Regions from separate parts of the Homo sapiens genome. Here region 2 is linked to region 1. The links are chromatin contacts, found by Hi-C or POLR2A ChIA-PET in ENCODE. All regions are on one chromosome and are shown on one strand. Each heading gives the region's core, a stretch centred on a gene start or an enhancer-like site at or near the end of the contact. The rest is flanking DNA. Distances are from core to core; before and after follow the strand shown.

Evidence for each region. A loop is a pair of places that touch in the nucleus more often than their neighbours do. ChIA-PET counts read pairs that join two places held with the same protein, here RNA polymerase II (POLR2A). Pooled maps may share reads with other maps.
Region 2: a loop to region 1 is called in a pooled map, with 2.0 times the contacts of the local background. The contact joins two enhancer-like sites. A Hi-C loop is called at or near these places in 1 of 168 maps with a recorded cell type or tissue (pancreas) and 1 of 50 pooled maps. POLR2A ChIA-PET finds 5 or more read pairs at or near these places in 1 of 52 experiments (activated CD4-positive, alpha-beta T cell).

The regions. Positions count from the first base shown.
Region 1 is chr9:77,587,384-77,592,228 of GRCh38, forward strand. All of the region lies in intron 1 of GNA14 (G protein subunit alpha 14), which reads right to left. Among named protein-coding and RNA genes, the nearest start is that of GNA14, 59 kb to the right of the region's middle. RefSeq lists an enhancer at 102-1,007. Within about 2 kb of position 2,073, at least 7 of the 41 ENCODE cell types and tissues checked have a DNase peak (open chromatin) inside an H3K27ac peak, as active enhancers do.
Region 2 is chr9:77,661,136-77,665,997 of GRCh38, forward strand. No RefSeq gene overlaps it. Among named protein-coding and RNA genes, the nearest start is that of GNA14, 15 kb to the left of the region's middle. Within about 2 kb of position 2,841, at least 3 of the 41 ENCODE cell types and tissues checked have a DNase peak (open chromatin) inside an H3K27ac peak, as active enhancers do.

The sequences.
Region 1 (4,845 bases), core at 823-3,322:
AATGTAGAAACAGCCCAAATATCTATCAGTTGATGAATAGCTAAAGTTATTGTGGTATTTATATACAATGGAATATTATTCAGCCATAAAAGGAATGAGGTACTGGCACATGCTACAACATGGGTGAACTTTAAAATATTTGCCAAGCAAAAGAAGCCAGAAGACGCAAAAGTCACATAAGATTGGATTTCTATGAAATATCCGTAGTATGAAAGAACACAGATTGGTGGTTATCTGGGGGAGGTGGGACAAAGGGATGGGGAGCGAATGCCTAGTATGTATGGAGTTTCTTTCTGGGCTGATGAAAATGTTTTGGTCCTAGATAGAGTGTTTGCATAGTACTGTGAATGTACTAAATGCCGCTGAATTGTTTGCTTTAAAATGGTTGCTTTTATTCAGTGAATTTCACTGCAATTGAAACACATGCACACAAGCACACGTATACACACACGAATTTATTCTCTCATAGTTCTGGATTTCAAAAATCCTAAAACCTAGGGGTTGGAGGGCTCTGTTCCTTCTGGAGGCTCTAAGGGAGGCTTCATTCCATGCCTTTTTCTGGCTACTAAAGGCCATCTGCCTTCCTTGGCTTTGGCCCCTTCCTCTATCTTCAAAGCCAGCAGTGACTTCAAATTCCTGTCTCAGTGATGTCTGCTTCAGTCATCACATCGTCTTCTCTGACTCTGGCCCTCCTGCATCCCTTATTATAAGGACCCTTGTATTACATTGGTTCTACCTGAATAGTCAAGAACACTCTCCCGATTTCAAGATCCTAATCCCATCTGCAAAGTCCCTTTTGCCATGTCAAGTAACATATTCACAGTTTTCAGGGATTCAGAGGGGGACATCTTTGGGGGGCTATCACTCCATCCACCACACCCTGACACCCCTTCAGTGAACTCCTTTTCTTCCTTCAGTTAGCCAGTGTCTGTTGCTTGCAACCACAGAACATTAATTGATAAAATACTTCCTGTTTTTCAGCACTGTATTTTGAATGAAGAATGTGAAAGTAACAAGCAGGACTTGGTGATTTCTTGATCCTGATGGAGAATGACTAAGGAAATCTGCAGGAATTTCACATTTAGCACAATGCTTTCCCCAGGAGCAAGGAAGCCTGGAGAGCAGATGCTTAGGAAGTGTCTGACAGCTGAATGAGTCACGGGGTGAGAAGAGAAGGAAAGTTTAAAGCCTTTAATCAGAGGATATAGAAGCAGGGATAAGACTGAACAGAGAGGAGCAAGGAAGCAGGAAAATATATTTCATATAAAAATCTAAGTTAGAAGGCAGGTTAGCACACATAGCATAAAAGTTGCTAATCCCCCTTCTTTGTCAGGTGACACTCTCCTACTGTCAAACCTGAATCTGAGTCAGAGGTCACCTTAGCCCCAGGAAGTCCTTCTGATGTTCCCAGAGAGAATTAACAGCTTTCTCTGTTCCACAAATATATACTGGGTGCTTACTGTGTTGCTCTGAACACATGCAGTCGCAGAAAATTCTTCAAAAGAAGGAACCTGCTTTTGCCACTGTCTAAAAGTGCCTGGGACACATTGGGGGTTCACATGCTAGCCACATTTTTAAAAGCCATGGGCCAGCACAGCTAAAAAGAACTGTTTGTTTGCTTTAGACATTAGCATTCAAAGCCATCTTTATTTATATTCCATTTCATACAGACCCTTCAATGTATTTTTAAAAATCAAACTTGGAATCACAGCACTTTTGTATGCCCCAGGAATCTATTATAGCTCAGTAACTTTTAGGACCAGTTTACCAAAACCTGGCATTGGTTTTCACAGGTGCATTTCTTGCAAGCCAAACTGGCCTGACAAGGAAATAAATGCTCACTTGCAGGGTCATTTCTAGCTCTGATGGGCCAGGCCACTTCATTTCCCAGAGCCTCTTAAGGAGGAAGCTATTTGACTTTCTGCGTCAACCAAACTGTCAGTGTTACCAATTCCTTTGACTTTGACCTAGAAATTTTATTCATGCAAAATGGAGTGAGCTCGGTTTTCTTTTTTTGTTTTGTTTTTTTGTTTGTTTGTTTTTGGAAGTCATGGTTCCTGGAAGAGCGGAGAACACTCTTTGTTTAATATATCACCTTAGGGTTCAGATATCACTTATATTTCATTCTCAAAAGCCATCGTATGAGTCAGCCCTGTCTTTACAGGTACTGTGTTTGTTGAAAGGGGAGAGGGTTGTTTGCTCATCCAGGGTGGAGAAACCTCTGAGAGTAGCTGGATATTGCCTTTTTCCTCCACCCTCGGGCTATGGCCTGTAGTCAGTACACAGTGGGTAAACCGCAGGTTGCCTAAAGCAACCATGATAGCCAGAGTTGCCTGCAAAAGCACATTGTCATTTGGATGGCAACACTGGATTTTAATTATGACCATCCAGAGTCACTGCCTTCCATACCAAGACCTTGACTTCCTAAAACAACACACTATAAACTACGTCTTTTATAATCAGGGAAACATCAAATATGAGTAAAATCAATGCCTCTTCTCCCCTAAAAGGATAAGGAAACCAGTACAAAGTCAGGTTTTTGTTTTGTTTTGAGATAGAGTCTTGCTCTGTCACCCAGGCTGGAGTGCAGTGGCGCAATATCGGCTCACTGCAACCTCGGCCTCCCAGGTTCAAGTGATTCTCCTGCCTCAGCCTCCCGAGTAACTGGAACTACAGGTGCCTGCCACCACGTCCAGCTAATTTTTGCATTTTTAGTAGAGATGGGGTATCAACCACATTGGCCAGGCTGGTCTTGAAGTCCTGACTTCAGTGATCCACCCCCCTCGGCCTCCCAAAGTGCTGGGATTACAGGCATGAGCCACCGCACCCGGCCCCAAGTCAGTTTTAAGCTCAGCAAAACTCCCCATCATTTTCCTAACCTTTGTGATCAAGTCCTAAGAAATTTCCTCCTGTAAAATTAAGTTTCTAGGCTAGGGCTTTGCACTGAAGGGGACTGATGTGTTCACATTCTTGAGGGAGTACAGGTAAGATTCACAACAAAACCAGCACAATCAACCTACAGACATACGTGGTGAGCATAATTTCACATTTTCTATGTGCCACAGAATTATTCTTCCTCTTTGCTTATCTGCTGGGAAAATGGCATGGCATGGCTACCAGGTGTCCCACATATTCCAGGACAGCCCTGATTTCTTGTATTCTTTCCTGCTGTCCCCCACATCTGCTCACTCTTGTCCAAGCCATGTGAACCAGTGTCTGCTTCAGAATGAAGGGCAGATGTAGTGTAGCACAGGGCAAGAGAAGTAACCTTTTTGAAGACCCGTTCACTCATGGGACAAACAAAGGTAATACTTAGGTCACACATTAAAAAAAAAAAATAAGATTATGACAAAGTTATTAGGAAGATACTATTACTTATTAATATAAGCATCCCACACATGAGCAAATTTTCAGAGAATTAAGAAATTCTAGAATTGAAGTGGCTCTTAAACCCTTAGAAAAGCACAGGCCAAGCATCCAAATAGGTAAGGATGACATGTCACACACATTAGACATATTTTTATTTTAAAATTGCTATTACCACAGGCCAGAGCATAAATAATACAACAGACCTCTTTTGGGGGGCAAAAGATTCCACGTTCTTCTATAGGAATAAAGAACCACGGGTCACAACCTTGAAAGACTCGGCAAACTTAAAGTCATCTCATTTTTAGTGATAGACAGTGAATGTCCAGGTTAATTTCCTCTTGCCCTCCAGGAAGGCAGACAGTGCACTGAAATACTGCATTTTCAGGACGATCACACGCTGTTTCCGAGTAGAATCATCCTGATCATACCCTTCCTACAGCAGGTGTTTTCCCTACTACATAGGCCTCCCAAAGTGCTGGGATTACAGGCATGAGCCACCACACCCAGCCTACATCAAATTGCTTCTTAATATCAAGTTGTCCTGGTTGAGTTGAAGGCTCCATCCTTGTCCACAAATCTTTGAGTATCTGGTGTGAAGTTACAGGAAGATAGAGTACTAGGATTTTTAAAAAAGAATAGATTTTTCTCTCATTCTCTCTCCCTCTTTTAAATCTGGGCACCAGAGGGGCCAACTATCCAGGCCTTAGAATCAAATGTCCCTAGACTCAAATTCTGGTCCCTCCCTCTCTAGCTGTATGATCCTAGGGGACTCCCATTAGACTCAATTTCCTCAGGCGTCAAATGAAGATAATTAACAATACCTACCTCTACCTTGGTTTGTTAGGGTGAGAAGCATAGTTTATGGAAAACATTCAGTACAGTAGTATGTCATATGGTAGCATAGTGCGTGGCTCTCTTTGATCAAACATGTCTCTTAGATTAGTCCAGATTATTGTTCTATCTGGTAAATCCACTCCCTGCTCAAAAACCTTTATCAGCTCTCCATTCTAACAGGATAATTTTAAACATCCCGTCTGGCACTCAAGATCCTCTGACCTGCTTTCTAGATAGATTTCCCATAATACTTCTCATGCACCCAACAGCCTAGCTCTCTGTGAACCACTTGAGTTTCTTGTTCATGTCCAGCACCGTTTTTTGTTTTTTGGTTTTTTTTTTTTTTGAGATGGAGTCTCGCTCTGTCACCTAGGCTGGAGTGCAGTGGCGCGATCTCAGCTCACTGCAAGCTCCGCTTCCCGGGTTCATGCCATTCTCCTGCCTCAGCCTCCCAAGTAGCTGGGACTACAGGCGCCCACCACCATGCTCGGCTAATTTTTTGTATTTTTAATAGAGACGGGGTTTCACAGTGGTCTCGATCTCCTGACCTCGTGATCCGCCCGCCTCAGCCTCCCAAAGTTCTGGGATTACAGGCGTGAGCCACCGTGCCTGGCCATGTCCAGCACTTTCTTCTGTCAGCCT
Region 2 (4,862 bases), core at 1,591-4,090, 75 kb after region 1:
GAAGGGAGAGAACAGGAATTCCATTGAGGGGCAATAAATGATTATCAGGGAGAACTTAATGGGCTTGAAGAACATATAATGGTCTGGGACAAAGTCTGTTGGGCCCACAGAGTGGACAATGGTTTGTGACAGAAGTCCGTTCAGGTTTGTTGACAGACTTTAGTTTTCCTTCCTGTGAGATGGGTTCAGTTAACGAAAACTCTGGGAAGGGACCAAGGGTAATTGTTTTCTTCTTTGTTCAACCTGGACTTGAAGCAGATAAGGAACTTCAGAGAATCCTATGCTTTGGGAAAACGGTGGGGGACGGGGTGGTGGTCAGAGAGAGCTTGAGGCTCCTTTTTCAGTTGAGCGTGTACAAAGCACCATATTTTGGGGTATCAGTTTCTGAGTCCCAACACTGGGTTGAAGTCAACCTATCACAAAAGGGGAGGCATGGCCTTAAGGTTGCTTATAATGTTGTTTCTATGATGCTGAAGGAATTGAGTTCTGCCTCAAAGCAGCAGGGCAAACAACAGGCTGGGGACAAACAGGCTGAGCAAGGCCCGAAGGCTGCTCCATTTTTGCTCCCTTCCTCCCATCCTCTCTCTCTCGACACTCTCCTCCAAGGTAGTCTCTCCCCCACCCCCAGGCTGTCGTGGGGGCTGAGGCAGATAAACTGAGGTGAAAAGTAGCAGCAGAATTTTCTCATCCCTCTGCCCTCTTCACCCAACCAGAGGCAGAGGCCTCCACTACAAGACACCCACTGCCCTAGTTTTGTTTCCCACTGCAACAGGAAACCAGGAGGCAGCTGTCGAGAATGAGGAGCAAGGCTGAGCGGTTTAAGACAACTCTCCTTGCTCCAAGCCTTTGCTTGAACTGTGTTCTCCTCTAAAACAAGAACTCGGAAATGATGTCTGAGAATCACCTGAAAAGCTGGTCAAAGCACGGATTTCTGAGCTGGACTCCAGAGATTCTGAGTCAGCAGGTCTGCAGCCCGTGGTGACCAACAAATCTCAGTTTACCTAGGATTTTTTCAGTTTTAGCATCAGAAGCCCAGCCCCCCTGGCAAGCACAGATGTTTGGTTACCCTAGGTAGGGCCCAAAGTTTTGCATTTCTAGAAATTCCCAGGTGATGCTGATGCCCTCATCAGCAGATAACACTCTGCCTGTGTGCCTCCCGGTTCAAGTGATTCTCCTGCCTCAGCCTCCCGAGTAGCTGGGATTACAGGCATGCACCACCATGCCCGGCTAACTTGTATTTTTAATAGAGATGGGGTTTCTCCATGTTGGTCAGGTGGTCTCGAACTCCCGACCTCAGGTGATTACCTGCCTCGGCCTCCCAAAGTGCTGGGATTACAGGCGTGAGCCACCGCGCCCAGCCTGTGTCCTCCTTTCTTTAGGATGTCTAGTTTAAAATATAAAATAACCTGGGGCTGCTCATGGTCATCTTTGCAAATACATGGAACAGTTCTACCTGAGTGTGGCACCAGCAAAGATACAAGCAAAGAGAAGCAGAGTGAGGAAGACAGTCATGTCCTGATTTGGTCCCCTGATATGAACCCCATATTCCCAGTTAACTGAGCCAAGAAATTTCCTTGTTTGTTTAAGCCAGTGTAGATTGAGTTTCTGTCACTTGCAATCAAAAGAATCATGGCTTAGGCTAGGCATGTGGCTCACGCTTGTAATCCCAGCATTTTGGGAGGCCAAGGCGGGTGGATCACCTGAGGTCAGGAGTTCGAGACCAGCCTGGCCAACATGGTGAAACCCCGTCTCTATTAAAAATACAAAATTAGCCAGGCATGGTGGTGGGTGCCTGTAATCCCAGGTACTCAGGAGGCTGAGGCAGGAGAATCGCTTGAACACCAGAGGTGGAGGCTGCAGTGAGCCGAGATTGTGCCATTGCACTCTCCAGCCTGAGCAACAGAGGGAGACTCCATCTCAAAAAAAAAAAAAAACATAAAAACCATGGCTAATGAACCTCACCTATGAGAAATGAAGAAGTAAGTGTTAGTGATAGGAAAAATATAATACCTTGAGGTCTAGTTATGATTATTTTACAGTGCCCTGATATTTCAATACCTACTTTATCAACTTCTGCAAGAAAGGATAATGGTAAATGGCCATCAGATTCTTCCTAGTTTGTCACAAGAATAAGCTGAACATGGACCAGGCAGTAGTTACACTTAATATAAATGAGCAAATGGGTCTTTTCAGCAACGTGGGGATCCTGTTTTGGTCTGACATTCTGCCAAATCGTCTTTCCTTCCCAGATGATCTTGATTGTGTCTTCAGTTACTACTTAAGGATCTGTGGTCAAATAGGTTTTTTTTTTTAAAAATGCTTGTATTCATAAACTATTTAGATGCAGCAAACTTACCAAATTTTGTGAGGACATAGAAGAATCTTTATGTTAAAGTTCTCCTGAACCTGTTCTTTTTATAAGCTGTCTCTCTTTGATATGGCATCAGTTGATTATTGAGAGCCAACTTGTCAGAAAAACCTGTACCTGTATCAAGATTATTTAGTTGAATCTGAAAAAAATAGAAGAAATAAGGATCCTGCTAATAAGGTCGAACATTCTAGTGCTTGCTTGGTAAAATTTGGAGAGCAAAGAGATCTTGGTGAATGATTACATAATTAAACTAAAAGATGGCTTTTCAGTGTCAGTGATTTTTGTTTCTGTTTGGATGATTATTTAAAAGAGTGACGTAGTTTCCCTCTGGCCACTGTCTTTATTTTCTTTGGCTTTTTGCTCATTTTGTGTGTAATGCACTGCAATGGGACCCTGAAGTCGCTAAGTGCCTTATGAGGAACTGGCTCCAATGACCTGCTTGCCAGTGCAAACAAGTCTGACAAGTTTAATGACCCCACTGAGCATAAAAGCAGCTGAGCCGGCCAGGCGGGCACAAGCTCTTCTCCGGTGGCATGCAACCAAGTCCAGGATTATTTCTGGTTTCAAATACTGAGTTTGGTTTTAAGGCTGTCTTCCAAACTACCCTGGCAACTGCTGTCTATCAATCATACCTTCTTTCCATCTTTCACAAATGTTTATTAGAATCTGCAGCTGGGGTCAGAGAGATGGGTAGGACTTGAACTCTTTTCTGATGGAACTTCCAGTCCTGTCAGGGAGATGGGTCTATCAATACACTTAAAAGGACACAGCCTAATAGTGCTGTGATGTGCCCCACAGGCTTAGGGATCATGGAGAAGGGGAGCTCTCTGCAATAGAGAGTATTTTCTCTATTAGAGACATTTTATTAATGAGTATGCTCGTGTGTAACACTCTTCCTCGGTAACGGTCATTTCTCAAAATACTTCTAAAAAAATAAAGAAAAAATCAGTTTCTCAGCTCTATGTGCTGTAACTCTATGATGAAGGTTTTCCCTACTTTTTATTTGGAGGTTTTTCAAACATACGGATAATTTGCAATAATGATATAATGAACAGTTGTAAACTCTTTACCTAGATTCACCAGTTGTTAACTTTCCCCCATATCTGCTTTATCTTTTTACTCTCTGAAAATATGAATTCACTAAATGATTTGAAAGTAAGTTGCAAACATCACGGCTCTTCTCCTCTAAATAATTCAACCAACACTGCCTAAAATAAGTGCATTCTCTTATAAACACACGATATTATTATTACACTGAGAAATGTAAAATTCCATAATATAACGTACAATCCATATTCAAATACACCAAGTTGTCTCAAAAATATTTTTTATGGCTGTTTATTATTTTAATCTAGGATATGATCAGGGTTTGTGCACTGGATTTGGTTCTCAGTCTAATCTAGAACAGTCCTCCTGCCTTTTGTTGTTTCTCATGCCATTGATTTTTTTTTTTGACACATTCAGGCCACTTGTACAATATCCCACAGTTTCTATTTATTTGATGGTTTTTCAGTATTTGATTCCAGTTTTTAAATATTTACAAGAATATTAAGGGTTATTTGGGCTCTTTATTTTACCATGTGATTAAAATTTAAAATCACACATTAAGATGTATCAAAGGCCAGGTGCAGTGGCTCATGCCTGTAATCCCAGCACTTTGGAAGGCTGAGGTGGATCACCTGAGGTCAGGAGTTCCAGACCAGCTTGGCCAACATGGTGAAACCCCATCTCTACTAAAAATACAAAAATTAGCCGGGCATGGTGGCACACGCTTGTAATCCTAGCTGCTCGGGAGGCTGAGGCAGGAGAATCGCTTGAACCTGGGAGGTGGAGGTTGCAGTGAGCCGAGAGCACGCCACTGCACTCCAGCATGGGCAACAGAACAAGACTCTGTCTCAAAAAAAAAAAAAAAAAAAAAAAAAAAAAAAAAAAAAAGGGTGGGGGGCGGGGGGTTATCAAAAACAAATCAGCTGATTTCTTTTCTGATTGATTAGAAGATCCAGTGATTGAAGTATTTACTATTCAAAGTGTGGTCAGCAGACCTTAGAAATATAAAACTGCAGGTTTATTAACTCAAAATCTGCATTTTAACGAGATTCTCAGGTGATTCAGGTGCAGGTGAGAGTTTGTCAAGTACCAATTTAAGACAGTAACTAGAGGATGGGTGTCCGGCACTGTGTTTTCCAAATCAAATGGTTACTTGCAGCAAACACTCTTAGGATACAATATCCATTTTCTCTTTTTCCCAACTTAGAAGTCCCCAATTTGTATTTAACTACAAAGCTACATTTTCAATCTTTTTTGAATTAGGAGGTGCCATGTGACAGAGTCTAGCTAATAAGTTGGAAATAAAGGTCACGGGGTGGGGGAGGTTCTAGAAAACAGCACAGATGCACCTGGCACTACTCTTCAAAGTGTGGTCAGCAGACCTTAGAAATACAAAACTGCAGATTTATTGAATCAGAATCTGCATTTTAACGAGATTCTCAGG